2 separate regions of the Homo sapiens genome follow, and region 1 is linked to region 2. Evidence: chromatin loops called from intact Hi-C (ENCODE). Cell type or tissue: mammary epithelial cell. All regions are shown on one strand. Links, peaks and the distances in the headings refer to the core of each region. The heading gives the core; the rest is flanking DNA.

Region 1 (13,353 bases), core at 228-8,227, 54 kb after region 2:
CCTCACCCACACATGTGCTGCTCCATCCTCCTCATCTGTTTCATCCCACACTTCTGTCTCATTCGCACTATGTGCACTGATGGGGAGTGAGAAGAAAGATTATCCCTCACCATTAAGAATTTATGCTAGGATATTTTTGTGAAGGCTTATTCTGGGTTTTTAGCATTAAAGAGACAAAAGATAATTTAAAAAGACATATGCTGGAAAACATGAGTTCCAAACCCAGTTTAGAATTCTTTACTTGTGTGACCTTTGAAGTCACTTGACCTCCTCTCAGAGTTTGTTGCTTGTCTGTAAAACGAGAGAGTTAGACTATATTTATAAAGACCTGCAGACTGTATCCAGAAATAATGCTGTGATCAACTGAGTTAAAAAGCAAGCCCACTCACCTAAAACTCTCTATTAAATTTCCCAAGGCAGTTCTCTTTTTTACTAACAAAGAGAAAATGGTACATCCAACACAAATGTCTAGGATAAGCTCCTCAAGGGCAATGTCTAATTCATATTATAATAGTGCCCTCACTCCAGCACCAAGCTCAGTGCCATGCACATAATGGGCATTCAATAACTGTTTGTTCAAGAATTAAATAATGATAGGAAGGGGAACCAAAGGAAAGGGATAAAAAGAATCATAATTTTAAAATTACTTTTTTGAGTTCTATATGCCAACCTCTGGCTGACAGATGTGTATGCTCCCTGAGTTTGGCAGCTGGACCAATGGCTGGGACTCTGGGGCCGGCCTCATAGCAGATACTTAGAAAGGCATCCTCCCCTTGGTTATGGGAGCTGACTTCCTTACAGAATGCTGAAGGTAGGCTGCTAGGAAGGAAAGGGAAGACTAAACAGAGTCAGACCTCAGTGCCTACCATGAACAACAGACAGGAGGGTTGGACACTGAGGCTGCAACTGCCAGAGTACCTGCACAGTGTGGGTGCTAGGACTTCTGCCTTCCATCCAGACTTAGAGATCCAGGGGCCTTCGGTTGGGCCTGTGGTGGTTTCCCGTTTCACCCAGTTGTCCCCACCTCTTCCCAACACGGATCTAGAAGTGATACTAATTAGTCATTTAACAACCATAAGTTTGTCTCCTGTCATCTTCCTGGTCACCCAGGCTCCCAAGCAGTTTCAAGGCTAACCTATTCTTGGCTTTAGCCTCAGCCTCAACCATTACATACATTAAGCTGCCAAATTCTCTTCTAGAGTATTTTAGTCTTCCTTCCCATAAGCCCTCAGATATACAAAGGCCAGAATTCTCTTCCTCAAGCACAGACCTAATCATTGTCACTCACCTGCTGATACAGTGTGAATATTTGTCCCCTCCAAATCTCATGTTGTAATTTGATCCCCAATATTGGAGGTGGAGCCTAGTGGGAAGAGTTTGGGTCATGGAGGCAGATGCCTCTTGAATGGCTAAGTGCCATTCAATCCTGTGGGATTGAGTGAGTTCTCACTCTTAGTTCCCATGAGATCTGGCTGTTAAAGAGTCTCCCCTCTTTCTTTCCTCCTCACCATGAGATGCCAGCTCCTCTTCCCCTTCTGCCATGACTGGAAGCTTCCTGAAGCCCTCACCAGAAGCAGATGCTGGTGTTATGCTTCTTGTACAGCCTGCAGAACAGTGAGCCAGATAAACCTCTTTTCTTTATAAATTACCCAGCCTCAGGTATTCCTTTACAGCAACATAAATGAACTAAGATACCTGCTTTAAAAAAAATGGCTACCAATATTTTATAGAATAAAACCTAAACAACTCATCCAGCATTCAGGCTCAACCTACTTGGACTTCGGGCTTCTGTTCTAATGCCCCCCATACAGCCTGTTCCTGGAAAGCCATCCTGATAATGTGATCCCACTGTTCCCTGTGTTCTCCAGTCCCTAGGCCTGGACAATTGCTCTCTCCTCCCCCTGGAAAGTCTCCCCACCTCCCCACCACTAACTCTATCCACCCATCACAACTTCAACCAAGTATCCAGATTTCTCCCTAGTCAAAATTCCTCACATTCTCTTGTTTTTTTAATCACTTTGCTTTATAGCACATTAAACCATTTGCATTATATTTATAGTAATTATTCGTCTACTTACTTCACTGCCAAACCTAAGGGGAAAGAGACTTTGTTATCATGATCTTGTATGGCCATCTCACCCTTTGATGGTCCTGAAGGCGCACAGGAACAAAGAATCTAACTCCATTCCAATTAGTTTCACATTTATTATCTCATTTAACTCCCACAATGACCCTACAAAGTATTATTATCATTACTATCATATTATTCATTTTATAAAGGAGGAAACTGAGGCATGAAGAAATTCAACATCTAGCCCAAGGGCCATGCAGCTGGTGTGATGAAGCTAGCCCACAGAGCCCATGCTGCTGCCACATCATACTGCTGAGTGCAAGGCATAGCAGATGGCCTAGACTCCAAAAATAGGTCCTAAGATAAATTTCCATCCAAATATCGCATGCACGGTATGCACGGTTATAACTGTTCAATTGCTTAATGTCATACAGACCAACTCTATAAGGTATCTGACAGTGGCTCTAACCTCTATTGCACCAGATTTTATTTGTGTTATTCACATTTCCTGGTTTTCTACTCATATTTAAAATAGGAAACTAATGAGACATTAGTCTGACTTATCCCTGTAGAGAACTGGCTTTGCCTTGCTTCTTTCCAGAACCTCTTCCCCCTTCTTCTCCCAGCCTAAGTTGTCCAGTTCCATCAATACAGACTATCCTATACAGACAAAGATGCAGACGTAAGATTAAAAGGAGCAAAGTTCTCACATCAAAAGCCTTGCAGTACTCAGAAGATGGGTGCAAGGCCCATTTACCAAGTTCTAGGCCAGAGTCCTTCATCTCTCCAGGTCCATCCATCTGCTTAACTCAAACATTACATCAGATATTCTTCAAAATGACTGAACAATGGCATATTTTTTTTCTTTTGTCACAACTTGCATTGAAATGATTGTGCTTTGGACCTACAGGTGAGTGTATACTCTCGGAAATCCAAAAAGCTGACCTTGTTTGTTTTGTGTGGGAAGCATTTCAATGAAATGAGAGAAACAAGCCCCATCAACTTCAAACACTAAGAAGAATACACAATGAATGGTGCTTCTTTTCTGCTGGAACATTCATTAATCAGAGTTGACAAGGATATGTGGGCTCACAAGGCGGGGTAAGCAAGGGTCCCTGCTGTTTTCTAATCTGTCAAATCAAGTGCCTCGCCCTGCAGCCTGTTAAGGGGCAGTACTTAGTTGCTTTGAGTACTGACTCCCTTTCTAATGTTGTCATAGCAACATAAATGTTTGTTATTTTCAGGTCTCCAGGTGAAACATTTGAGGGAAAATCACCTTGTTGTCATTTCTGCAGAGACAAGAAAAAAGGAGCTTTTAGTCCTTAGAAGTACGAAGACAGTATCTTCTAGTTCGATAGCCCCTTCTACAATAAAGGACTTGGATGTGCAGTATCTTATGCAGCCTCACAACAAACCTGTGAGCAAGGGTGTGGCTTACATCCATGTTACCATGTTTACAAGCAGTAAAACTGAGAAACAGAGAGGGACAACCATTAGAAAGGCAGTATAAGGAAAGATTGGAAAAAATGTAAACAGCCTCTCATTCTAAGCTAAGAGCATTAAACTTAACAATATTATTTTATCATTCCTAATGATATTGAAAAAATAATGGCTCATTTTACGATTACATGTATTTTTACTATTACATGCATTATCTTACAGGATTGTTACGAGGATACCAATTGTTATATCCTTATAGCAATTGTGTGAGGTAAGAATTATACCATGCTCCATTTTAAAAGAGGAAACTAGAACATAGAGGAGTTAAGTTGCACAGCCAAGATCACAGAAGTGACAGGAGCCTAATCATGCAGGCCATGTCAAGGACTATAATGTGAAATGTGGAGCTTCTGGAATTTTTTAAGATGCAACATCATCTTTAAAAACTGTCAGGCTGGCTGCTGTGTTGGAAATAAATTGTGGAGATGCAAGGGTAGAAGCCAGGAGACCATGGAGGCTAGAGCAGGAGTCCAAGCAAGACATGATGGTGGTGGCTTAGATCTAGATGGCAGCGAAGAGGTGATGAAAGTGGTCAGATTCTGGATAGATCTTCAAGCCAGCAATAGTTCCTGCCTGTTTAGACATGGGATGTGAAAGAAAGAAAGAATCAAGGACAACTTCAAGTTTTTTGGCTTAAGAAATGGAATAATGGATTGCTGTCAACTAAGATCAGTGAAGTTTGCAGCTGTTATAGCTTTGGCAGGAATCAGGGGGACAGGAATTCAGTTTTGGACAGTTTCAGTTTGAGAAGACAGTCATCCAAGTGGAGATGCCAAGTACACAGTTGGATATAGAAATCTGGAGTGTAAAAGAAAAGTCTGGACTGGACATCAAAATTTTGAAAGTGTTGGCATATAGAAGGCAGTTATAGCCATAGGACTGGATGAGATAACCAAGAAGGTGAGTATAAACAGCAAAGAGGAAAGGACCAAGGACTGTGCCCTGGGATATGGCAACATTAATAGATTAGTGAGAAGAGAAGGAACCCACAAAGGAGTCTAAGGAGGAGGCACCAGGAGAGTATGGCCTACAGGAAGCCAAGCAGGGACAGTGTATCAAAGAGTGGGGAATAAATGACTGTGTCAAATGCCTCTCACCATTCAAGTAAGATAAAGACTGATAACTATGAACTATAACACTGTGGAGGTCATAGGTAACCTTGATAAGAGCCATTTCTGTGGAGCGATTTAAAAACAGAACTGATTAAGTAACTCAAGAGAAATCATGAGAAAATAAATATTGGAGACAGTGAGCATAGATAGCTCTCTGGGGATTTTGTTGTAACCAGTGCAAAGAAATGGGGTGGCAGCTGGTAGAGAAAGTGAGAGAAAAATTCTCCATTTTAAGGTGGGAAATTAATAATATGTTCATAACAATGATCCAGGAAAGAACAAAAATGTCAATGATGTAAGAGAGGAGAGAGTTGCTGTAGTCATGTCCTGAAAGAGGAAGAGGAGAATGCCACCTAGTGCACACGTGGCAGAGGATCTCACCTTAGCTAGAAAAGGTAGAGTGTGCAGGTGCTGATGCTGACAGGGGAGAAGCCTGTGGCAGCTTCTTCCAAACACTCTGATGCTCTCAATAAAGTAGAATTCAAGGGGACCAACTTACAGCAATGTTAAAGAAGGCGCTGGAGGTTTGAGGAGAGAGAGGGTCTGAGATCATTGTCATTTTTGAGCAGGGAGGAAGAGGAGTATTTTACTGATATTTTAGTTTAAACAATAAGTACCTAAAATTCAAATGTAATATAATTACTTCTGGAAGTACTGGAAGTGTGGAAGGAGAGACAAGTATATATGATTTTGTTAAAAGGGGTAGCTATGCAATTATAAGATATCATCTCATGTAGCAACATTTTTAGCAGATAGACTTCTGTATCTAAGAACATACTGAAATACCTCCAAGTAAGGAGCTTCCTAACCATTGCCTATCTATGGTACAATAAAAGGATAGGACATCAGCCTTGACAGAGAACAACATTAAACCTCTTCTCCCCATGCTTTTAAGGCCAATTCCTGCCTTTTTTTTCTCTTGTGCCACTAGGATAGAGGTAGCTGGAGTCAGGATAGAGATGAAAAAGAATTTTAAGGAAAACTGTCAGTGTAAAAAGCAATTAAAAAGTGAAGTCAGCTTAGGCCTGGTGTGATGGTTCATGCCTGTAATCCCAGCACTTTGGGAGGCCAAGGCAGGTGAATGAATTGCATGAGGCTAGGAGTTCAAGACTACCCTGGCCAACACAGCAAAACCCCGTCTCTACTAAAAATACAAAAATTAATTGGGTGTGGTGGAGCATGTCTGTAATCCCAGCTATTCAGGAGGCTGAGGCACAAGAATTGGTTGAACCCAGGAGGCAGTGGTTGTAGTGAGCTGAGATCACACCACCACACTCCAGCCTGGATGACAGCGTGAGATTCTGTCTCAAAAAAAAACAAAAACAAAAAAACAAAAAAAAAGGTAGGGTGGGAGGGAGTTAGCTTAAAAGTCTGGTGTCAGAAAACACTTCGTCAGGATCTAGGGCTACTGAAAAGCAATATGGCTAACACTTCAAAAAACTGAGCACAGTTTGCTATAGTAAGGACATGAACAGCAGAAGACATTGTCTGGAATGGAAGGAGTTGCCCCACCATCTGTAACAGAGTGGTAGATCACTATACAGAGTACCCTATTGACCAGGGCTTGCCTCTACTTTACCGTGGCCTAAAACTTGACCTTTTCACCACTAACTAACCTGTCCATTTCCTCAGTGGGTTCTAAACCACAAACCAGGGAATTCTCACAGCCTTTTACACGTAGGGGCTCAGGCAGTCTAATAGGCACCATCAAGACACTGAAATGTTGACTTCTTCAGTTCTCTTTCCAGAGGTCATCAACATTCTTGACAAGCAGGCATTGGGGTGTTACATACTCAGGAGCAGCAACATCAAATAGGCCAGGAGCAGCTGTCTGTAACACCCCAGTGTTACAGGGGTCTTTCCAGGAAGAGCCTCTTTTACTCCTAAGGAGTATGAATAGTGATGTGGAAATTAGTATAGTTGCATTAGTTATCTATTTTTGTGCAGTAAATTGCCCCAAAACATATCTTTTTTTTAAAGAGATAGGGTCTCATGGCCAGGAACAGTGGCTCATGCCTGCAATCCCAGCACTTTGGGAGGCTGAGGTGGGCAGATCACTGAGGTCAGGAGTTCAAGACCAACCTGGCCAACGCGGTGAAACCCCATCTCTACCAAAAATGCAAAAATTAGCTGGGTGTGGTGGCAGGCGCCTGTAATCCCAGCTACTCATGAGGCTGAAGCAGGAAAATCACTTGAACCTGGGAGGCGGAGGTTGCAGTGAGCCAAGATCATGCCACTGCACTCCAGCCTGGGTGACAAAAGCAAAACCCCCTCTCAAAAAAAAAAAAGAAAGAAAGAAAAGGAAAATAAAAGAAAAGAAAGAGGGTCTCAGTTGCCCAGGCTGAAATGCAGTGGTCCAATCACAGCTCACTGCACTCTCAAACTCCTAGGATCAAGCATCCTCCCACCTCAGCCTCCCCAATAGCTGGAACTACAGGTGTGTGCCACTGCATCAGGCCAATTTTTTAATTTTTTGTAGAGGTAGGATCTCACTATATTGCCCAGGCTGTTCTTGAACTCCTGGCCTCAAGCAATCCTCCCACAGCACTGGGATTACAGGCATGAGCCACCATGCCTCGTCCAAAACTTAACATCTTAAACACACATTTTTTTCTATGTCACATTATCTGAGGGTCAGGAATCAGGGTGCTACTTAGATGGTTTTGTTTTGTTTTGTTTTGTTTTTGAGATGGAGTCTCACTCTGTTGCCCAGGCTAGAGTGCCAGGGCTTGATCTCAGCTCACTGCAACCTCTGCCACCCAGGTTGAAGGGATTCTCCTGCCTCAGCCTCCCGAGTAGCTGGGATTATAGCCTCCTGCCATTGTGCCCAGCTAACTGTTGCATTTTTAGTAGAGATGGGGTTTCACCACCTTGGCCAGGCTAGTCTTGAACTCCTGACCTCGTGATCCACCTGCCTTGGCCTCCCAAAGTGCTGGGATTACAGGTGTGCGCCACCACACCCAGCTAGATGGGTTCTCTTAAAGTCACAACACTCCGGTCAAGATCAACTAGGGATGTAATCATGGAAAGGCTCAACTGGGCAGGATTCTCTTCTAAGCTCCTGTGGTTGCAGCACTCAGATCTTTGAGGATTGTTGGCCTCAGTTCCTGAGTCCTTCACTGACTGTTGACTGGAGGCTTCCCTCAGTTCCTTCCCATGTGGACCTCCATAGGGCAGCTCACAGCATGGCAGCTGATACTATCAGAGAAAGCAAGTGAGAGGGAAAGAGCAAGCAAGACAGAAGTCATAGTCTTTTTTGCAACTTTATCTTGGAAGTGATATCCCCTTCACCCCATTCTATTTGTTGAATCAAATGACTAGGTCTAGCCCACATTCAAGGCTGGTGTGAGGTGAAGTGTGGATTGCAATGGATGTGAATATTAGTGGGTGCGGATCGTTGGGGGCCACTTTAGAGGCTGCCTTACCATCACAGTGAACTTAAAAACTAACCAAACATGGCTCCTGGAAGTCTTTCCTTCAGATCATTTGCCCTCATTCCCAGCTGTGAACAAAATAAAGCTCTGACATGAAAAGAGGCTGGCTGTTGTCTTCTAAAAGGTTGCTTTGCTGAGGAGTAGTTTAGCCCGTGGGGCAGGGGGCTGTTTTTGTTTCCTAAGCACATGAGGCTCTAGCTGTAGCCCTTGAGCCTGCTTTTGGCTCCAGGCTTTGCCTCCTCACACTACTTAAGCTCGCAGCTTTCCTCAGCTCACATGGTCCCTGGGGATGCATCCTTTTTTGGGTTGTTCACACATTGTCAGCCGCCATCATACTTCCCTCTCTGAGGGCCTTTCTCACTGCCAGCGACAGGATGCATTTTGTCTCCTGTCAAGAGATTTCCCCAGGAAGGTGAGCAAATGACTCATACTTCTCTCGCCTAAATTCTAGCCCATTCTGCTTCCACCAAGAGGGAAATGGATGGTAGAATTCAGCAGGCGAGAGATACTTCGGAATGTTTCAGACTTCAGTTTAAATACAAATTTCCAAACTTAAGTGTAGAGGACTGAAAGGTCAAATGATGAAGCATTCTTCCAAGAAAGGAACCATGAGGAATTACACCACACCAGGAATAATCACCTCCCTGGGTATTGTTCACACTGCACCCCTCCGGAGAGCTGGGAACCTGGGGATGAAGCCAACCAGCCACTTTCCTTCCCGGTGCCTTCTACAGCTGAGGAAGCTGGTGATACAGGGTAGAGATTGGCTCCTGCAGTTCAGCACCTCACAAACCTCAACTTGAATCCCAGCTCATTTTATTCACTGGGCAACCCTGGGCACATGTCTGAGCCTTCTGTGCTTACTCTGTGGCCTCAGAGAAAGAATTAAATGATGCAATTATTGACATAGATCAGGGGCCAAGGAGCTACCCTGCCCTCTGGGAGATTTCTGTCCTCCCAGGGTCCTCACTGTCTCTAAATGCTACGACTGTCCTAACCCTCTCAGCTGTATTTCCCATTTTTCCTCATTGCTTCCTATTAAAACTCATTTTTGAAAGATACCCTACCAGAAAACCCCTCCTCCGAGAGGCTCTCTGGTAAAAGAAAGCTAGTGAGGTCATTCGTCCTGTGGCATTCAAGGCTACAGTTACCCATCAAGGGGGGCTTTATGGTCAAATAGGGACACTAGAAACACCTTGAAGTCCCCCTTCCAGATCTAATCCCAGCCTTTAATCATTTAATTTTGCCAATTCCAGCTCCAGTTAAATTCAATCCTTTTTATCCTCTCCTGTTCCCAAGCTGTTGAAAATTATAAAAGTTTACTGACCAGTTCCCATTATAAATCTATGCCATTCAACATCATTGCTCACTAATCCTTTTCTTCATCCTTATTAACTATCTATCCCACACCATATGGCAGCAATTTCAATCTATTTTACTCTTCTCTGATCCCCAAATAACCTATCCACTTCTTTCTGAGCCTCCTCCTTCACTGAAAAACTTAATGTTCTCTTCTTCACCTCCTGTTTCCTTCATCTCAAAGTAACTTCATTGCTTCATCTGGTTCCCTGGACTCCCTCAGTCTGTAAAAAGGAAGGACCCCAACCCTTTTCCCATATTAACAGTAAACTTTTGATCCCATGTTGTGTGCCTCCTCCTAGATTTTATCACCTTAACCATCTCCTCTCCTTCTCCTGCAGGTTGAACACCTCCCTTTACGCTTTAGGGTAAGACGCCCTTTCCATTCATCCTCACCCTTGTCCCCACATCAGCAACTCTGCTTCCATCCACCAAGCTCATACGCAAATCACACTCGCCACCCACAGTTCTACGTCACTCAGGCACCTCTTAACTCCCTAGAATCAGACTTCCATCTCCAATATTTTACTAAAAATTCTTTCTCAAATGTCTCTAAGTGCTAAATCCTATGGCCTCATCTCAGTCCTTTTCCAATCTGACCTTTCTGCAACATTTAATGTAGCTATCCTCTCCTTAAACTTTTTCTGTGTCCTCTGCTCCTGCTTTTTCTACAGTTCCTTTTCAATCGTCATTGCCTGTGCATCTTTTTCCTGTTAGCTCTTAAATATAAAGATTTCAGATGTGGGCTACAAGTCTCTTTTCTTTTTATGCACATCCTTCTGTGTGCAATCATACCAACTTCCTTGGGTCTATTACCGGGTCAACACCAAAGACCCAAACCTGCCTCGCTGATGCTAAGCTCACTGTGAATCTCAGTGCCTTCTGAGATTTCCAATTTCATGCCGAACATTAACCAAAAAATGTCCTGCTGTCACTACCAGCTCACCTATTCTAGAACTGTTTAAGAACAGAATCAATCACCTTCCCCACCAGACCACAAAAAATCTCCTTCACCTGTGTTTCCTCTTCCCACTATTCCTTTAATTATTTTCTCTTCTTTCCCTGTGTATGCACTTAGGATTCTCCTTAGTTTACCTGCGTAGAACTCCAATCCCCCACATGACTGAATGCCGTGAAATCACTAAGTCTGTTGATTCTTTTGCATTTCCATTGGTACCATCTTTATCATTTTTCACTGGGATTTTTCTGCTAGTGATTCATCTTAAATCTCTCACCTCCCCCAAATGATGTGTATTACATAGCAGTAACAGAGTCAAAGTGATGGCCACGAGGAGTGAGACCAAATCACTGGACATGCACAGAGAGTAGATATTCAGGGTGACTGCCACAGAGCACAGAGACATGTCCCCCAGGGTCTGGTTCCAAAGGGATCACAAGTCCCAAACACATCTACTTTTCAATTATTGGGGATGTGAGAATAAAGGTTATACTTCAAGGACACTAAATAATGCCTTATCCAAAGGAAGGAGGGTTTCATGCCTTTAAGAAGAGTCATGATGAAAGAAGAGATCCCTCCAAAACAGGGATGAGAGGTCTCATCAATGAGCACAATTGTCTTTTTTAATTTTCCAGAGCCATGACTGTGGCAGTAGACACAGCATTTCAGGGACCCTTTTCAGTTGAAAATCAGAGCGTCCCTTGCTGTTCCCCATCTGGTCAAGAAAGAAGATCCCTGTCTTAGTCTTATTACGGTGGAACCAGCCTACCAAGGGACACTGATGCAGGATAGAATGAAGAGACACCTTCTCCAGTCACCTTCAGCTGATTCAAAGGTTCTTGTGGTTTATCAAAACAGCATGCGATATTCCCATTCATAGGTGGGAATTGAACAATGAGAACACTTGGACACAGGGTGAGGAACATCACACACTGGGGTGGGGGGAGGGGAGGGATAGCCTTAGGAGATATACCTAATGTAAACGACGAGTTAACGGGTGCAGCACACCAACATGGCACATATATACATATGTAACAAACCTGCATGTTGTGCACATGTACCCTAGAACTTAAAGTATAATTTTAAAAAAAATCATGTGAGATAGGAACATGGTTCTAAGCTAAGCGTGTTTCTCTACTGGCAATGAACTGGTGAAGCAGATGGGAAAGGGCAGAATCCATCAAACGGCCATCAGCCAAGCAAGGCCAGCTTTGCTAACCAAATGATTCAGACACATTTGTCATTCCCCGCCTTCCATGTGCAGGTGCTGCATCTTAAAAACTTAGGGCTCCCATTTCAGCCATCCCATGTAGAAATATGCAGCCTATTTCCACTTCCCATCATGTTGCATATATCATTTCTCTTTCTAGTTTCATTGTAATTCATAGGGATTGCAGGCAACAATGAGTCAGCAATGATTAACTGGAGGAGATACCTCTAAGTCACAGATCAATTCACTTACTTCTTTAGCAATCTGAAGAAGGCATCTCATTTCTTTGTGGTTATTTTAGTAACATTGAACCTCAGTAATAAATGAGACTTCAGAGCTCATCTTTCTGTCTGAGGTTGAGTTTAAATCTTAGCAGATGGGGTAGGGAACGGGGGCAGAGAGGAAATTTTGCAAGGGGCCTCTCCTACCAGGCCACACATCCAGATAGCCTCACCCTGCACCATAAAGACTCATCTCATTTTATGACCACCAAAGGCTCTGCAGAAACTTCCCAAGTGTTAGGCAAAGATGTAGGTTCAAGGTGATTATTTCATGACTTACAGAATAAATACTTGGGAAAGAGTACTCAACCCTGAAGTCGACACTCACCAAATTACCTTTTCCAGCTAAGGTAGAGAACAATCTGATTTTTTTAGTGCTAACTATAGACTATTCTCCTAAGAAATTTTTCGGTCCTCTCCACCAGTCTGAGAGCAGGCGCTAGAAAATCGGACTGATTTACTTGATTTTCTTTCCCTGATACAACAGTGCAGTTAGCAAGAAAATGGTCAAAAAGGCAAGCAAACAGATCAGCTGAAAGAAATTAAATTAGGAAAGAGGCACAGTGAGCCCATGGACTCTTTTTCCCAGGCCTCCAGAACGTCACCACACCTTGATTTGACTCCATTAACAAACTTATCTAGAGAGAGCTGGATTGCTTGCTAGGTATTTTAGTATGTATTAAGTATAAATTCAAAAATAAAAATGCAATCCATTTTTGTGCTAGTTCCAAGAGGTGGATATAACCATCACACACAGTACTTCCTAGGATGTATTAGTTATTTACATCACTAAATAAAGCGCAAGACAGTAAAATGCGTATCCAATTTTCTGGCTATGGAGGACCTTTGGTCCATTATTTAACTTCTCAGTTTACCCATCTGTAAAATGGGTATAACAATACTTCCTACTATTCTATATAGCAGGGTTTCACAACCTCAGCATTATCAACTTTTGGGGCCAGATAATCCTTTGTCGTGGAGGGCTGCCCTGTGCATCTTAGGATGTTTAACAACATCCCTAGCCTCCACCCAGTAAATTCCTGTAGTATTCCCCCACCTCACTTATGACAATTTAAAAAGTCTCCGGATATTGCTAGATGCCCCCTGGGGGCAGAAATCATCCATAGTTTAAAATCACTGCTGTAGAGGAATAAATGAACCGATATATATTTAACTCTTAGACCTATTCCAGGCACACAGCAAATGCTCATGACTTGACCCAAAGGATAACAAGTCTGGAGAATAGAGAGACAATTTGTTCTTTAACAAAGAAGAACTTCACTTTCCTTGTAGAGCTCCTAATAAAGTTAAAAATCATTCTCTGATACATTTCTCAATCATTCTCCATCCTTCAAAGACCTTGGTGAAAGGATCCAGGTGGTACTGACTACCTGACAAACTTACAAGCACTTGCGTTATCCCCCTCTT
Region 2 (17,657 bases), core at 4,018-12,017:
GTAAAAGGAGTCCACAGATGTAGAAAATCCCCCTTTGCTGATGAATTTGCTCATTTTATAAGCCCAGTGTATTCGCTTCCTAAAGCTGCAGTAACAAGTACCACAAGCTAGGTAGCTAAAACAACAGAACTGTATCACAACCCTGAAGTCCAAATCAAGGTGTCGGCATAGGTTGTTCCTTCTGGGGGCTGTGGGAAAGAATCCGTTCCATGGCCCTCTCCTAGCTTCCAGTAGTTTGCTGGCAATCTTTGGCATTTCCTGGCTTGTAGAAGCATCGTCCCAACCTCCACCTTCTTCTTCACATGTTATCCCTCCCTGTGTGTGTCTCTCTGTCCAAATTTCTCCTTTTTAGAAGGATGCCAGTCATTTTGGATTAGGGGCCACCCTGCTATGGTATGACCTCACCTTAATTACATCTGCAACAACTGTATTTCCAAATATGATTACATTCTAAGGTTCGGAGAGTTAGGATGTCAACATAACATCCTAATTATGATGGAAATTTTGGGGGGATGTAATTCAACCCATAACACCCAGGGAGCTCTAGTAGCCAAGAAAACTCCCATCCTTCTTCTGTTTGAATGAATACAATAGCTAAACGTCAATACCATTACCTGTATTAGAGGGCGCACAGGGCCTGATGTGGAAACTGGCTAGGAATTACTGTGAAGATCCTTATGCTCATCATGTGAGAAGACATTTAACAAGCATCTGAGTGTGCCTGACACTCTAGTAGCAGATATTTGACAGCTTGCCAAATACGCAGGTCAGATCATTCTACAATCAAGCTGCTAATCATATTCTAGTGTATACAGTTGACTCTCCTTGGCTCAGAGTCATAAATTATCTATAAGATTTTTCATGGTGAAAAAAATACTTTTGCAAACAAATCGTAGTTGGTGAATAATTAATTTAACTTTTATAAGAGCCAACTTGCTTAATCCAGACATTGTAACCAATTGTGACCAGGTGTTGTGATAAGTAAGGAATGTGGCTATTCACACACTGCCTAGGAATTGTTTAGCGACTCTTTGGGGTGGCAAGGTGTCATGCCAGACTCCTATTAGCTTCAATAGGGGTGGCACCAGGTTCAAGTGGGCAAAGAAGAGACCTGGAGCCAGTAAATGAGACCTAGAGTTTTATCAGGGGTAATTTACATAGAGGGGTGGTCCAGTGGCAGCAGGCTGAACAGGAGAACCATAGCCACTTGCAAAAAGCATGCAGTTGATATAGCATTTTCACTTAACACCCTTCCCCTAACAACTTCCACCTGGCAACCTTCATTTAACCCAAAACAAAGGGCCTCAATCCACTATACGGCCCTCATTCCATGAGACAGGGGCTCAGATATTCCTCGTACGTGAGGAATAAATATCTGCCTTAGCCACCCCCAGATTCCTTAGCTCAGAACTCTGAACACTCATTCAGTTGCATCTGCCATACAGGGTCCTTCTCAAGGTATGCTTAAGTTATTGCTGTCAGGTGTTGTCTGCCATGCAAAAGGGAGAATAAAATAGACTCTCTCCAAAGTAATCCTCTGTACAATCCTTCATTCCAACAACCTAACCCTTTCAAAGTAGGTGAATCAATCTAAACAGTTCCTGGGCACCCTATTTGAAATTATTATCAGATAATTCCTGATATCTGATACCTTCTGGAACTTGGCACATCAGTCTGAACCTCCAATTTAATATCCTGTCTGTGTGTAAGCATGCATATAAAATGTATGCATATAAAATGTATACATATATGTATCACATTACAGTGATAACATAGAATCTCATGGTTAAGAGACACAAAGTATACAGAATTATCACTTACATGCCCACATTATATCAACAAGAACAAGAACAAGGCCTAGATTCCCTTCAATACCTGCCTTCCTCCATTTCTGCGCATACAAATATATGCATATATGTATATGTATGCCTATAAAATGGATACGTACAGATAAAATTATGCAAACACACATATAAACATGGCCATTGCATTTTCATTTAATCTATGAAGCAAATGTAAATCTTTTTTTAATTAATTAGCACTCAAATTTTGTGTCAATATTTGATGGGAGACTGACTGGTTCCCATCTCTGTCTTTTCGCTGAATTCTTCTTTATCCTTCTGTCAGCTTTATGGTTCTAGAAGAATGCACTCCATATTCACTAACCATAAAGTTTGGTAACTTAACAAGGTATAAGTTTCTCCCAAAAGCCAGGTCAATTAAAAGCTGCAATGTGTTATTGTATCAGCCAGAAAACTTTATGTAAACTGGAATTTCTGATCTTTCTAATAAATACTGCGAATCTAGAAGCACTTGGCCAAAATATATTACCCTTAGCAAACTAACGCAGGAACAGAAAAGCAAATACTGCATGTTCTCACTTATACGTGGAAGCTAAAAAAGAACTTATGAACACAAAGAAGGAAACAACAGACACTGGGGGCTACATGAGGGTGAAAGTGGGAGGGGAGAGGGGAGCAGAAAAGGGAACTATTGGGTACTGGGCTTAATACCTGGGTGACGAAATAATACGTACAACAAACCCCCCATAACACGTGTTTACCTATGTAACAAACCTTCACATGTACCCCCAAACCTAAAATACAAGTTTAAAAAAAGAAAGAAACCACTTAGCCAGAATAGACCTTCATGGATTTTTCTTTAGTAACAATGCTTTAATTGAGAAAAAAAAAAGGTTTCTGATTGCAATTATAACACTACTTTTTATATTGTGAAGGTCTTAAGAAGAGGGAAGGAGAGATTGCAAGCCAGGTTGATGGGGCTGGTAAGGGCTTCACAATGAACCCAGTCAACTGCAAGATCAGTCCAGCCTCCTGCCCACCACTCCTGCTTTCCCCACCTGGGTATGCTGGTAGCAAACATAACTTGTGCTATTGATCTCTACAGTCGTTTTAAAGTTCTTTTTAACTTTCAAAATTTCAATCCTGATTGATGTTTTATAAAACCATTGGTTTTAATCACTGTGATTCGAAACACTTCTGTATGTTCCTTGCCCTTGCTTAAGTACTTCAATGATGGTTGAAATGAGCAAAACTAAAAAGGAAGACACTAAAAGAATCTAGAACAGGCTTCTTCAAATAGAGGAAATGATAATGTCGTTCCTCATTTAGCTATTTCTCTTGGTTCTACTTAAGACCACATTATTAAGCCTACTTAAATAAATGAGATTTGGCATGAAATTTATAAAATACTTAAAACAGTAGAAGAAGTTGTATAAATTTAAAAAGAACCAGAAAGCATCTCTTAAGGTTACAATTAAATATTTGAAATTCAAATGCATCTTGATATACCCCAAAAAAGCAATCGCTTTCTAATTATGCACATTACTGTGATTACATAGAATCTCGTGGTTAACAGGCACAAAGCACTCAGAATAATCACTTACATACTTACATTATATAAACAAGAACAAGCACAAGACCTAGATTCCTTTCTATACCTGTCCTCCTCCTTATCTCAGCCAGTGATTAACGCAGCACTCTGAGCTTGTGCTCATAATAGATACTTGCAATGGTTACGTGCTTCTCTCTCTCTGCCCCTCATAGTCAGGAGGCAAATGTTAAAGTCATGTCTTGACCAGAAGAGTTCTACAACCAAATTAGTGTTGTTGTAATAGAAAACATTTTGCCAGATCTAAAGCATTGGGTGAGGAAGATAAAAATGTACTTTCATAAACTTTTTTTTTAATTCAACAAACATCTGAGCTCCAATTGCACGCCAGGTCTTTTACTGGGTTCCGGAATTATAAAAATAAATAGGACATGACCTCATATATGGAGAAATACCATTGTCATGGTCATGAAATTCAGAAGGCATCAATGAAGGTAGTTTTGTAAACATCTAAGAGAATGGCTTTTTATTAAAAAAACTGATTAAGAGAGATCTGTTTTACCATTTATTTCTTTCCATGCAGATTTCTCTGTAGCAATCATGGGCTGCAGACTGAGTCATCTATTTTCCACTGCATTTGATATAGAATTATCTGTGCTTTTTAGAAACACCCTTCACCTACTCCAGAAGTTTAAATTTGTATCAAGATGTTACATAAAACATCCATTCATTTAGGACAGAGTACGAGTGAAAAATTAGAATACAGGGAGGTTTTGTGGGAAGGTGTCATATGAGAAAGAACTTGGCTGATATACAGTAAACAGACTCCAGAGATGACAGGAAGTTACATTCCAAGGAAAGGAAAGAGAATCATGTGAATTACATCATTGTGTCATGCATGGTATAGCCCTGTCATGGATCCCGGAGCCCACTGAGAGCTCCTTGAGGAAAGAAGGAAGCAAACAGGCCCAAGTTAGGAAAGGGATTGAAAAACCATCAGGAAAGAAGGGATTGCCAAGTGAGGGGCTCAAGTCCAAATCTTAATTCTGCAGAGCAGGCTGGCATTAATGCCCAAGCGATCCAATCTGAGGGAAGTGACATGGATTCTTTGCACCTATGTGGATGTCCAAGTCACAGAGGAAGATGGTCTAAGTCTGTGAAAAAGATAATGAGTGGGAACAATTTTGTATTTTAGCCATGGAAACCCACACACATTCCAGATTATGAGAATCAGGAAGAGTTTCCCTCCTCTGAGTGGGATTGAACCACTCAGTGGAGGGGCGGACCCAAGTTGCTCAAGCTGTTCGAGATGAAACCAAGAAAAAGTTTAGGAAAGGGGCATGACGGCATTAGTATGTACAAGTAATTGACCAAGTACGTGTGAAAAAAACAGCAGCCATTGTCGAAGTGATGATGTTATCACTAACATCATCATCATCATCATCATCACTAATGCTTACAGAACATCTACTAGTTCTTAGGCACTGCTGAAACCACTTTACATAATACAACTCACTTAAACCTCACAACTCTATTAATATCTTTTTCACAGAGGAGGAGACTGAGGCACACACAGGTTAAGTAACTTGCTCAGGATCACTACCGAAAACATAGTAGATCAGGATTCAAACCTCAGCCGTCTCACTCCACAGTCTCTGTGTGAAACCCCATAACCTGCCATGGTCCCCCCATATACTAACAGCATCATTTGTCTTGACTTCACTGTCACATCCTTCCTCTAATCTTTATGCCTGTATCCCCTGGATCTCTGCCTCCTGCTGCCACTTAGGCTAGCAAACAGTACTTTGCACACATTAATGAAACCGTATAACTTGTATTCTGCAGCCAAAGGAACCAGAAGGGGCCCAAGGCAGGGCTGCAAAAGTATTGTCAGCTAGACTGAGAGTCCACCAGCTGAATGACTAGCACAAGCCCAGTTTTTCTTTCTATGTGCTATAGATGCAGTAAAATTGCAACAAGGGAGGTAAACAGGGTCTGCAATCAAACAGATGAACACTTTGTCAGTGAACATACCACACTCTCTTCAACACTGTCAAACTACTGTCCTACTTGCTAGATGTAGTAGTCTACTAGGGATGCCGTAACAAAATACCCAACTGGGAGACTGAAACAATGGACATTTATTTCTTACAGTTCTGGAGGCTGGAAGTCCAAGATCAAGATGTCAGAAGGTTTGGTTTTTCTTGAGACCTCTCTCCTCGGCTTGCAGATGGCCATGTTTTCACCGTGTCCTTACATGGTCTTTCCCCTGCGTGCGTGCCTCTCTGGTGTTTCTTCCTCTTCTTCGAGGGACACCAGCTCTATCAGATGACAGCCCACCCACAAGACCTCTTTAAGTATCTCTTTAAGGCCTTATCTCCAAATACAGTTACACTGGGGGCTAGGGCTTCAATGTATCAATTTTGAGTAAAGACAATTCAGTCCGTAACACTGGAGTTAAGCTGTGCGACTTCAGAGCTTATAAACCGAAGGCTGCTTTTCACGGATGGTTGAAGACTTCTCTAGAGAGAGAGCCCTGGGTGAGTCTGTTCTGCATCAAGGAACTCAGAGGCTGAGATACTCACACAGGCTCTCCAGCCATACTCATAGATCCAGGACACAGGGTAAGTCTGGGGCCTAGGAGTACACTTCTGCCACAAATCCAAATACAATATAAGAGCTCTCCAGCAATCTCCTGCGTGCCTTTCCATATAAATAAACTACATTATAATACTACTCTAGTGATGCAAGTATTCCTTACAGGGAAAGGAATACTAGTTTCCGTCTCTTACAACAGCACTGACTGTTATATTTTATAAAATGGTACAGGAATGTAGCATAAAAATATGGGGAAAAATCTGGTCCCCACACTCATGAATTTTATAGTTTATCAGGGAATATGGTCATAGTGATCTTCTCTAGCACATCCTCTTGCAACTAGCAGAGGAAAAAAGCATACATCTGGTGCTTGATCCAAAACAATATCAAAGAAATTGTACTGCTCGCAAATGCAAAGCACTTTTTTTAACGCCTATTTTAGGTTCAGGGGTAAATGTGCAGGTTTGTTATATAGGTAAACTCACGTTACGGGGGCTGTTGTACAGATTATTTCATCACCCAGGTACTAAGCCTCATACCTAATAGATGCTTTTTCTGCTCCTTTCCCTCCTCCCACACTCTACCCTCAAGTAGGCCCCAGGGTCTGTTGTTCCCGTCTGTATGCATCCGTGTGTTCTCATCATTTAGCACCCACTTATAAGAGAGAACAAGCAGTATTTGGTTTTCTGTTCCTGTGTTAGTTTGCTAAGGACAATGGCCTCCAACTCCATCCATGTTGCTGCAAGGAACATGATATCATCCTTTTTGAGCTGCAGATTATGCCACAATGTATATGTACCACATTTGCTTTATCCAGTCTATATTCATGGGCATTTAGGTTGATTCCATGTCTTTGCTATTGTGAACAGTGCTGCAATGAACATTCACATCATATGTCTTTATGGTAGAATGATTTATATTCTTTTGGGTAAATACTCAGTAATGAGATTGCTGGGTCGAATGGTAGTTCTGTTTTTATCTCTTTGAAGAATCACCACACAGTTTTCCACAATGGATGAATTAATTTGCACTCCCACCAACAGTGTATAAGTGTTCCCTTTTCTCTGCAACCTTGCCAGCATCTGTTATTTTTTGACTTTTTATTAATAGCCATTCTGACTGGTGTGAGATGAGTATCTCATTGCGGCTTTGATTTGCATTTCTCTAATGATCAGTGATATTGAGCTTTTTGTCATATGCTTGTATGTCTTTTTTTGAAAAGTGCCTGTGTCCTTTGTCCACTTTTTAATCGGGTTGTTTGTATTTTTCTTGAAAATTTGTTTAAGCTCCTTATAGATGCTGGATATTAGACCTTTATCAGATGCACAGTTTGCAAATATTTTCTCCCATTCTTAGGTTTTCTGTTTACTCTGCTGATAGTTTCTTTTGCTAGCAAAGCACATTTTTCTCTTTGCACAATAAAGGTAAACTTTTTGATAGGCTTCCACTTTTATAAGCCTAGAAAAGGAGCAGAGATTTTTAAATGTCATTTAATTGTTTAAAATGGCATGCTCCCTGTATTTTACAGGTTTTCTACTTTGGCTTTTTCTCACAAGGGTTCCTTAAAACCTAGCTGCAGTGGACAGCAGCTTGACACAGGAAGGATGGCAGAGAGCGCACACAAGGTACCCTACAAAGCCAAGCATGCAATGCAAACAAGCCTCTTATCGTGAGGAATATGCAGCTCGCTCTCCATTTTCATTTATCCGAGATCAATCACCGAGCCCTTGAAGGTCACTGGAGATAAGTGGTGGCAATGCTGTGGCATGTTTTCCTTTGAGCAGGACACCGAAACAAGCAAAATGTCTTTAAGATTCAAGAGTAGACCTAAAGCACAAAAAGTCCCTTAGGGCCAACAGCAAATAGGTTAGCCATGGGGAAAATGTTGGTAATAAATTATACATGTAGTTAAATGAAAAAGCTAAAGGGTAATGCAAATTTAAGGTTGAAAAACGGAACTCAGAATTGTTAGGGAATTCCCAACTTTACATTCCATATTAGTTTAGCAATGTGACTAACCTGTAGGAAATATTTAGCAATACAGCCCATTTTATAAAAGTGAATCATCCTAACTAATTTAATTTTTCTGAGCCAGATTCCTTTTAACTCACCTGCTCGGCGCTAGCCTGTGGAGTTTGGAGTCTCCCCTTTTCAAACCATTCGTCACACACTTCTGCCAGAGCAGTCTTTCAAAAGAGTGTGACCAATCACATTACTTCAGAGATGCCACTGACACATACAACACTTTTGAGCAAATTAGAAAAATGGCACCTCCTTCTCAAGCTAAAAGGAAAAAATACACATCCATGTATATGTGTGTGTATGAGTTAGTGTATGAATGCACAACTTGAACAGCCCTGCCTTTCTCACCTAGTCACACATCCTTAGCACGCTTAGAAGCAAACATCGCTGGTGGCATGCACAGAAGATGTCTTTATGCATGTGCATGCACACACACAAACACACAAACACACACACACACACACACTCCAACCCCAAGGTGAGATGCCATGGGAGATTCACAGTGGGGTAGGGGTGGAAATTAGACCACCAACAGCAGCAGAAAGAGCAACCTCAGGGAATGCAGAGCACTGGCAGTACTGGGAGTACTGGGCATGTGAGTGGGTGTGTGAGGGCTTCTATTGGGAGAGTCTCTCCTGCAACTGTAGTACTCGCCTGAAACCCCTGAATCTTCACCCCTGCTCACCTGCTCTTGAATCAGTTACTACAGTGGCTCTCAAAATGTGGTAAGGGGCCTTAGCGATTCTCCATTGTGCTTTTAAGATACCTCAAGGTCAAAACTATTTTCAGAATATTTAGACATGTTTTTCCACTGTCTCTCCTGAGTGTACAGTAAAAATTTTTTGATGTTACACAATGTGCGATGACCTCATCACTCTAAGGGCTAATGGAATGCATGCTCCTATGTTATAAAATTTTCAGTGTTAATTCTAATACAGTAAATAGCAAAAGATATAACCTATCTAAACAAAAGCTCTTGGAAATCCTCAATCATTTCTAGGAATGTAAAGGAGTCTTGATATCAAAAAGTGTGTGAACCACTGAGTTAGCGTATGTCTACACTGCAACTGGCACCCCCTGAGATGCAGCAGCCACATGTGGTGGTCATGATCACTCCCCTGCTCAAAGCTTGTACTGGTTCAGAAGTAGGGAGGCAATGTGGAATCATTCTGGTTTTAGAGACAGACCTATGTGCAAACCCCAGTTGGACCGCTTACTAGTTATGTGACTAAGACAAGTTACTTAATCTTTCTACATATGGAAACCTATCAGAGCTGAGAACCGGATTTTACATCCTCCCCATTCTTCATCTATAACTATTGATTCTCAACCAAAAGAAACATACCCACAAAAAAATCAATAGTCAAATGAGAAATAAGTACTAATTTTATCAATAGTTGGGCAAATGCCCAAAACCCAACTCTTGAATTGGAAAATGAGGCCATGAGTTCAAGCTAGGCTTCCTCCTCCTGATTCTCTGAAATCTAGAATGATCAGCTTTCTGAGTAGACTCCTAGTCTATTTACAAGCTGCCTGGACAGCAAGCCCAACTGGTCTTACCCACGCAAGTACAGAGAAGACACACATGGTTGCACACTGCAGTCAGAAAAGGCGCAAAGGTCAGCAGAAAGAATTTCAGAGTCCTGCAATTCTGTCCCCTGGAGAAGTATGACACAAGGAACACTTCAGATACTGACCTATGATATTAGCTATGTTCCAACTGGGAGTGATGAGTAACTGGTTAGTGGCAAAAATATCACCATAGCAATGGAAGGATCTTTTATTCTCTTTAACTATAACAACTACAGGACCTGGCACACATCAGTCACTCAGGAAGTCATCATCAGTAGGTGCATATGCTGGAATTAATAAGAAAAGAGTCTGAAAAATCAGAGACCCAAAAGTTTTATAGTCTCTGTTTTCTGCTCTTATTTATGGGAGCATAGGAGACATTGGAAGCTATGAAGACCACCTTCTTCCAAAGCAAGTTTCCCTCTGTAGCATTCCTCCAGCCTCGGTGCACTCGAAGACATGGGGTGCTCAGCAGTCTTGGAGGCTTCCAATTCAGTTGAATGACAGTTCTTTTTTACTTGAAAGTTCTACCACAATATCCAACACCATGGTCACTTTCATGATATGCAAAGAAAATCATGGCTTCCAAATTGTTTGGCTAAGAAAAGGGATTACTGTCTTCTGTTATTAGCATGGTCTTAGGATTGTCACTGAAGAGTCAGGAAAAGAGGGGAAATATATAGAATTCATTCAAATACATGTAAGTCCCAGCCCTGTCAGTAAGAGAAGAGGAGAAAAAGAATTAAGGATGGACTCTAACCTTAAATTAGTTCACTGACTACCATCTCATCATAAAACAACTTGGGTAGGAGTTACAGAATTTTATTTACCAAGATCAAGCAATAAAGGTGCAATACGTCACACAAGAATTAAGAAGGCCTTAATTTGAACTCCTGGGACCTAGGTTGCAAAACAATTGGAATTTACATATCAGATCCTTGGGCAAATAATATATTTAATCATATATTTTATTTAATCTAGTATATCCAACATATTATCATTTCAACACAGCCGTAAAGATAAACCTCCCTTAACGTCTGCAGCTCCTACTCTTGCCCCAACCCCAAATCTCTGGTCAATTAGCCCTCTCAGCCAGTTGAAAAGTAACCCTAATTCACTCAGGATGGTAACCCTGTCCTCAGTGGGTGAAGGCCTTTTAATGCCAAGAATATTGGGAGATAAATAGAGGTGATAAAATAAATAAATCCATGGTATCAATATTTTTAAGTGGCTTAAGGAATCTGATACATCAAAGCATCTGGCAGATTAGTCTGATCATCCCAATTTATATATAAATAATTGATTTTTAGATATGATTTTAAGTTAAAAGATATAAATGATTTGCTTATGTTTGTATATACTATTAGAATATATCAAAGAACTTGAGATTTACAATATTTATAAACGTACTAAATTAACTAGAGCATTTTAGGTACTTACAGATGAATAACTTGTTAAGTGTTTGGCTCTTCAGAAAAGCAAGTCCATTAAAGTTTAAAATGTTTAAGGGAGCAAAATTAATCAAGTTAATTAATAAACTCTTTTAAAGTGATTGGTAACATTTACTGGATTTATAAATAGTAATTATGAGTTGAGTAATCATTGTTCAATTGAAAATATTTTTAGTTGGTAATTTTAATACACCAAATTCTGATTTAGAAAACAAAAATAACTGCAAATACACTTCTCTGTGAACGTCAGCCCCAGTGCCACTAAAATTCACATGACCTCTCTGACCCTGTGTTTCCTTTGATTCTGGGGTCTCAGCATTTGATCTCTGCAGAACAATAATCCTGATCCGTAAGAGTTAGCTTTTCAGAAGGAGGAAAAATCATTTACACATCAAATGTGAATCTACTTCCTTACTATATTTAATCTCCAGGAATGGACTCATAAAATAATAAAAGCCCCAGTTCAAATTAGTATCTGGTATTTCATTCCATTATCAAAAACCATGACCACATAATCTACTGGTTGGTAGAAAGGGAAGTCCTTCTCTGTTTAGACTTGAGCTCTGTGTAGATCAAGTTATGGTTGTCTGGATTGCCATCTGTATTAATCAAAATTAATACACAGAGGTTCTCTCACTCCATGTACATTTAATTTTTTAGAAAGGCTAAAACACATGGTTGCAGAATCAAATATAAATATTTACAACTGGAGTCCAATATAATCAGAGCTGATGGAAGATGGAACTTAGACAGAGGAAGGAAATGTATAGAATGTGGTAGGAATGGTAACATCCTAAAATGAGGGGTTAAGACATATAATTGAGATATTATTGAAGCTAAAGAACCAGAAACAAAGCTTCAAGGACATTATTTAAAGTTATAAAAGTAACTGGCTGGGTGCAGTGGCTCGCACCTGTAATACCAGCACTTTGGGAGGCAGAGGCATGCGGATCACCTGATGTCAGGAGTTCGAGACCAGCCTGGCCAACATGGTGAAACCCAGTCTCTACTAAAAATACAAAAAATTACCCAGGCTTTGTGGCAGGCACCTGTAATCCCAGCTACTTGGGAGGCTGAGACAGGAGAATCTCTTGAATCTGGAGGCAGAGGTTGTAGTAAGCCAAGATCACGCCATTGCACTCCAGCCTGGGCAACAAGAGTCAAACTCCGCCTCAAAAAAATAAATAAATAAATAAATAAATAAAAATAAAGTTATAAAAGTAGCCAATAAAAGAACTAAAATTATAAGTATAAATTATGTATAATACAAATACATGTATATATCTAAAAGCATTAGAAAGAAAACATGAGGAGAGAGCTGTGTGTAAGCAACCTTTTTTTCCTATCAAAGACGAAATACATGTTATTACATAATATATATCTAAATAACTACACACTATATATTATAAATCAAGAAATATTACCTGGAGGGCCACTGTGCAATATAGTGGCCACCAATCACATGTGGGTGTTGGGCACTTAAATTGTCATCTGCTGCAAGTTTAAAATATACAACCAATTTCAAAAACAACATAAAAATGAAAACTATCTCATTAATAATCTTTATATTATGTGTTGAAATAATATATTGGATATACTAGGTTAAATTAAATATATTATTAAAATTCGTTTTATATGTGTACTTTTACTTTTTTGGTGTGCCTGTAATTTAAAATGGTATATATGGCTCACATTAGATTTCCATTGGACAGGACTAATCTAGAGTTTTGGCACTAAACATCAGCACTAAAAATACAAGTAGTTACAAGAAGTGGCCTCCAGGAACCAGAACTGAGGGAAGAAGCTACACGGGACTGGAGCCAGTTGCTTTTCTCAGAAACCCTTCTGTAATATTTGAATCATTATCTTAAGCATACCTTTCTTTGCAAATTTAAAAAGATTAAAATGTCATAAATGTAGAAAGCAAATAAGGCCATAAAGGTAAAAATAATAATAATAATAATTGTGATGAGAGGGCAGGAGACGGGGTGGGAGGGAATATGGCTGTGATGGACATCATCCACGTGCAGGACAGAATCACAGAGGCCACCCTGTAGGTCAGCCTGGCAGCATTCAGCGTCCTTGTGGGCTGGCCCATGTCAGTAGCTTTCACGAACAAAACACAGTCACCCAGGCCAGGTGCAGTGGCTCACACCTGTAATCCCAGCACTTTGGGAGGCCGAGGCGGGCGGATCACGAGGTCAGGAGATCAAGACCATCCCGGCTAAAACGGTGAAACCCCGTCTGTACTAAAAATACAAAAAATTAGCCGGGCGTAGTGGCGGGCGCCTGTAGTCCCAGCTACTCGGGAGGCTGAGGCAGTAGAATGGCGTGAACCTGGGAGGCGGAGCTTGCAGTGAGCCGAGATCCCGCCACTGCACTCCAGCCTGGGCGACAGAGCGACACTCTGTCTCAAAAAAAAAAAAAAAAAAAAAAAACCACACACACAGAGTCACCCAGTCTCATTTCAGTTTCAGTTTCATCTTTGTCAGGCCCAGCCTTGGTCTCCAGTCCTGACTCTTATAATGACCTTTCTCTCCACCCCACGGCCCAATAGTCACATCTTCCACATTGTCCTAGAAATCATGTCATTTCCAATTTCTAGAAGGTCCTTGGCATCCAAAGCAATTCTGGGGTCCTGAGTCAACATCTTCCTCCTATAACCTCTTTCTCTTTTTCCTGTTTTTCCAAAAGGAAACCAATGCTCCTAAAAGTATTTTCTTAAGCAAGCTCTCAGTTGCAGAGAGCTCTGAGTCCCTAACATTTGGACCTTTTACTGTTTTCTCACATGTTAAACACTGTATCCCAATGTCTAAAATAGTAAGAAGGTCAATCCACACAGAAAATGCATTCGTGCAGTAAAAATTTATGAATGCCTACGGGTGCTGAGCACTGATCCAGGGAGCGGTACTCCAGGTAATATTTCTTGATTTATAATACATAGTGTGTAGTTATTAGATATATTATGTAATAACATGTATTTTCCTCTTTGACAAGGGATGGCAATGAACAAGACATCATCTGCTCTCTTAGAACTTACCTTTAGTGGGAGAGACAGATAAAAAGTAAACAAATATATACATAACTTTAAGTAATACATGCTTTTTATATTTTTATAATTTCATCAGAAAAATATGTAGATTAATGAGAGAGAGGGTGACGGGGTGAGGGGCAGAGGTGTCTATTTTAGAGATTTCTTACTGAGAAAGTGTGATTGGAGGGGACACTGAATGGAAAGGACCTAGCTACGCAAAAACCTGTAAGGAAGGTAAGTAACATTCCAAGTAAAGGGTGGCAGTGTCACAGGGCTTCAGATGGGAACGGACTCAGAGTATACAAAAGCTGCACGAAGGCAGGTGGGGCTGAGAAGAGCAGGTGAGGAGCAGAGCGGAGCCAGAGAGGCACAGAGGCAGCCTGCAACTGAGGGAGGGCTCTGTGGGCCCTGGTGAGGACTAGATTTTATTCCAAATACCACGGACTCTAGCAGGTTTGGAGCAAGGAGTGAATTGGCAGGACTTTTGATTTACTGACTGGTTTTCTTTCAGAACTATAAGTAATTAGTAAAATAAGTAAATTTTTTTTAAAAACCCTCCCCTTTTTTCCTTCTTTACTTTCAAAGTTAATTAAATAACAAGCATTAAGCCAGGCACAGTGGCTCATGTCTGTAATCCCAGAGTTTTGGGAGGCCAAAGTGGGATAATCACTTGAGGCCAGGAGTTCAAGACCACCCTGGGCAACATAGCGAAACCCTGTCTCTACAAAAATAAAAATTAGCTGGGCATGGTGATGTGCACCTGTAGTCCCAGCTACTCAGGAGGCTACAGTGGGAGGATGCTTGAGCCCAGGAGTTCAAGGCTGCAGTGAGCTAGGATTGTGCCACTGAGACCCTATCTCTAAAACAAAAAGTAGTAAAAAATAGGAATTATTAAATCAGAATTCATTATTCAGAATAAATTTTGAATTACCCTGGATCAACAAACAGACAGCTGACACTTATAGGACTGTCATTTTTCACTGCTGTATGCCCTTTGCAGGGGAACTTGGGTTTCGTACCTAATGTTTTCCAACTTAAGTTTTTACTGAGCCCTTTCTACAGAGCAGTACTGTGCTAGGCACTTGTTTACATGACCCCATCTCATTCGCAAAACATCCCTGTGATTAGTAAAATTACCCCAGTCCATATTTGAAGAAACAAATGCAGAGATGAAACTACTTGTCTCAGATTTTATGTCAATAAATGGCAGAGCCTAGATGCACACAGCTTTTCTGATGCAAAGCTCCACGCCACACTGTTTTTTATAGCCCTCTTATCAGCCATAATAGGTTTTTCTAGCATTTTAAAGGACAAATATCGAAATGAATCATCTATTTCGAGTTAAATAGTGGTTAATTGTCATCAGTTCCTGACAGTAAGTTAGAGATTCAGCAACGTAGGATAATTTGCTTGCAATTATGCAATTTGGTAGTGGCCAAGCTGGGATAATTATTAGATTTTCCCAAATGCTCCCATTGTTATTCAAGCCCATCTTTGAAAATTCAAAAGCAGAAAGACATAAATTAAACCTAAGGAGGAACCTGAGTTTCAAAGGAATAAAGGTTAATGAAGCTGTAGATATGCTCACACAAAAAGCAGTTGCATCCACAAAAATAAGAATATTCAAAGTGTGAGGCTAAAGCAGAGATGTGGGAGAGCGTATTATGAAGTAGAGGCAGCAACTGGGTGGGTGGATGGACATGCATGAACAGGAAGCCTGGTACCATGCCAGGCTAGTACCTCAATTCAACTGAGTAATCAAGGTTCCTACAGATTAGTCATTACAAACTGTTCACCAGGACAAACTGTGCTTTAAATTGATTGCATGCTTATCTTGTGTTTTACCTGTAATTTTTCAACAAGATTTGTGTCATATTGACCAGAGTATATCAATCTTGAAAAAGCTGATAAAAAAGTGTATTTTTATTAAGATTTATAAAAATAATATATTGCATATCACGACTGCTCATACAACTCTGTTGAAGCATTGCCACTGAGGTAAATGGAGAGAAAAATTCTATTACAATACTACATGCTTTACTGCACTAATATTTTCCCGTTGATTTTAAGCTGTATTGAAAAGCAAACTGGACCCTTCAGGAGTCATTTGTTGTAGCATTTGAAAAAAGCATTGATTTTAACATGGGGGCATATAATCAAGTTTCAGAAACATTCACATTGAGATGAGCTTTGAAAGGTTATTTGTCAGTGTTTCATTTGTCCAACCTCTGAATATTAAATTTTTAAGTCTTTCTCCCTTATCCTCTATCTCATGTCTAAAGTAATTTCCTTTAGAATTATGTCATTATTTTAAAATTGCCAACTTACCATGTTTCTTATTTCATCTTTCACATACAGAATTAAAATAACTAATAAGGTGAAGAAATATGGAGAATTTTTTAATTGCTTAAATTATAATGGTTTTGATGACAAAAATAATTATGGAATAATTAAGAATTTTAAATGACCCAAGGATTAAGTCTCCATGCATCTTTTGACATTGTCGTCATCAACACAAAGGGAAAGCAAGTGTGAAAGATTGCACAATGGGTTTTGTGACATGGCCTCAAACCAACTGCAAAGAATGAGAACTGCAGTCTTCCTCTTGCCCAGGAAAAGGAAATGGAATTTATTAATATCTAGCAAGTTTCTAACACAAAAACTAAATTAATAGAATTTACACAATAGTAAAGTGCTCAGATTCCCTTTTATTACTTATAAAAGTAGTTCAATGTTTCATCCCACAATCCATTTGTCTGTGTATAGTTTATTTTAACCTTATGAAGAAAACTCAGGGACAATGGCACAAAAGAAAAGTCTTTGCTAATGACATTCTGAGAGAAAAGTAAACCTCTCAATCTATGGTTCAACTCATCTCAGGAAGCAGTTTTTTAAAAGCCGATGAAGGCCAGGCACAGTGGCTCACACCTGTAATCCCAGCACTTTGGGAGGCCAAGACAGGCAGATCACTTGAGCTCAGTCACTTGAGACCAGCCCGGGCAACATGGTGAGAACCTGTCTCTACAAAAAATTCAAAAATTATTGGGCATGGTGACACATACCTGTAGTCCCAGCTACTTGGTGGGCTGAGGTGGGAGTATGGCTTGAGCCCTGGGGGTGGAGGTTTCAGTGAGCCAAGAATGTGCCACTGTACTCCAGCCTGGACAGAAGAGCGAGACCCTATCTCAAAAAAAAGAAAAAAAGCTGATGAAGATAAGGTTCTGGACACACTAAACTTACCTAGTACCAAGTCAAGTCCAACCACAGACAGACAGTCCCCACCCCTATCCACAACTCCCATTCTATAGTTAAATTTAGGGAACAGCATCCTCAATGTTCACCTATGCTGCTGCAGCCAAGTCCAAGGCCAATTGGAACATCTAGGAAAAAAACTAAAATATATGCTGACCATTTCCTCAAATCTATCATATCCCTGGATTCACTTAGCAGAAAGCAGAGGCAGCACAACCTGGTACCAACAACAAGACTGTGCATGGTATGCACAAAAGAGCTTCTAATTTCTACCCTGGGGCCTACTTTCAGATCACGTCAGTGCCTTTGCCCACACTATAACACTGCACTGTGAAGAATGGAATTCAGTAGTTAATTACAACTTTTATAATAAAATG

What was found. Peaks named below come from ENCODE experiments on the same cell type or tissue, not always from the same donor. Only the 100,000 strongest peaks of a DNase experiment are listed, where the experiment ranks them.
Region 1: it touches region 2 in a loop (2.2-fold over the local background); 1 of 110 quality-filtered maps calls a loop at or near these places.

Annotation. Positions count from the first base shown.
Region 1 is chr2:41,760,085-41,773,437 of GRCh38, forward strand. No RefSeq gene overlaps it. Among named protein-coding and RNA genes, the nearest start is that of LINC01913, 110 kb to the right of the region's middle. In mammary epithelial cell, for the core only: a CTCF peak has its summit at 5,035 (motif pointing left); no DNase peak of the experiment used is centred there.
Region 2 is chr2:41,702,332-41,719,988 of GRCh38, forward strand. No RefSeq gene overlaps it. Among named protein-coding and RNA genes, the nearest start is that of LINC01913, 170 kb to the right of the region's middle. RefSeq lists enhancers at 7,418-8,617, 13,498-13,607. In mammary epithelial cell, for the core only: no CTCF peak of the experiment used is centred there; DNase peaks (open chromatin) are centred at 8,070 and 8,830; H3K27ac peaks cover 1,602 bases.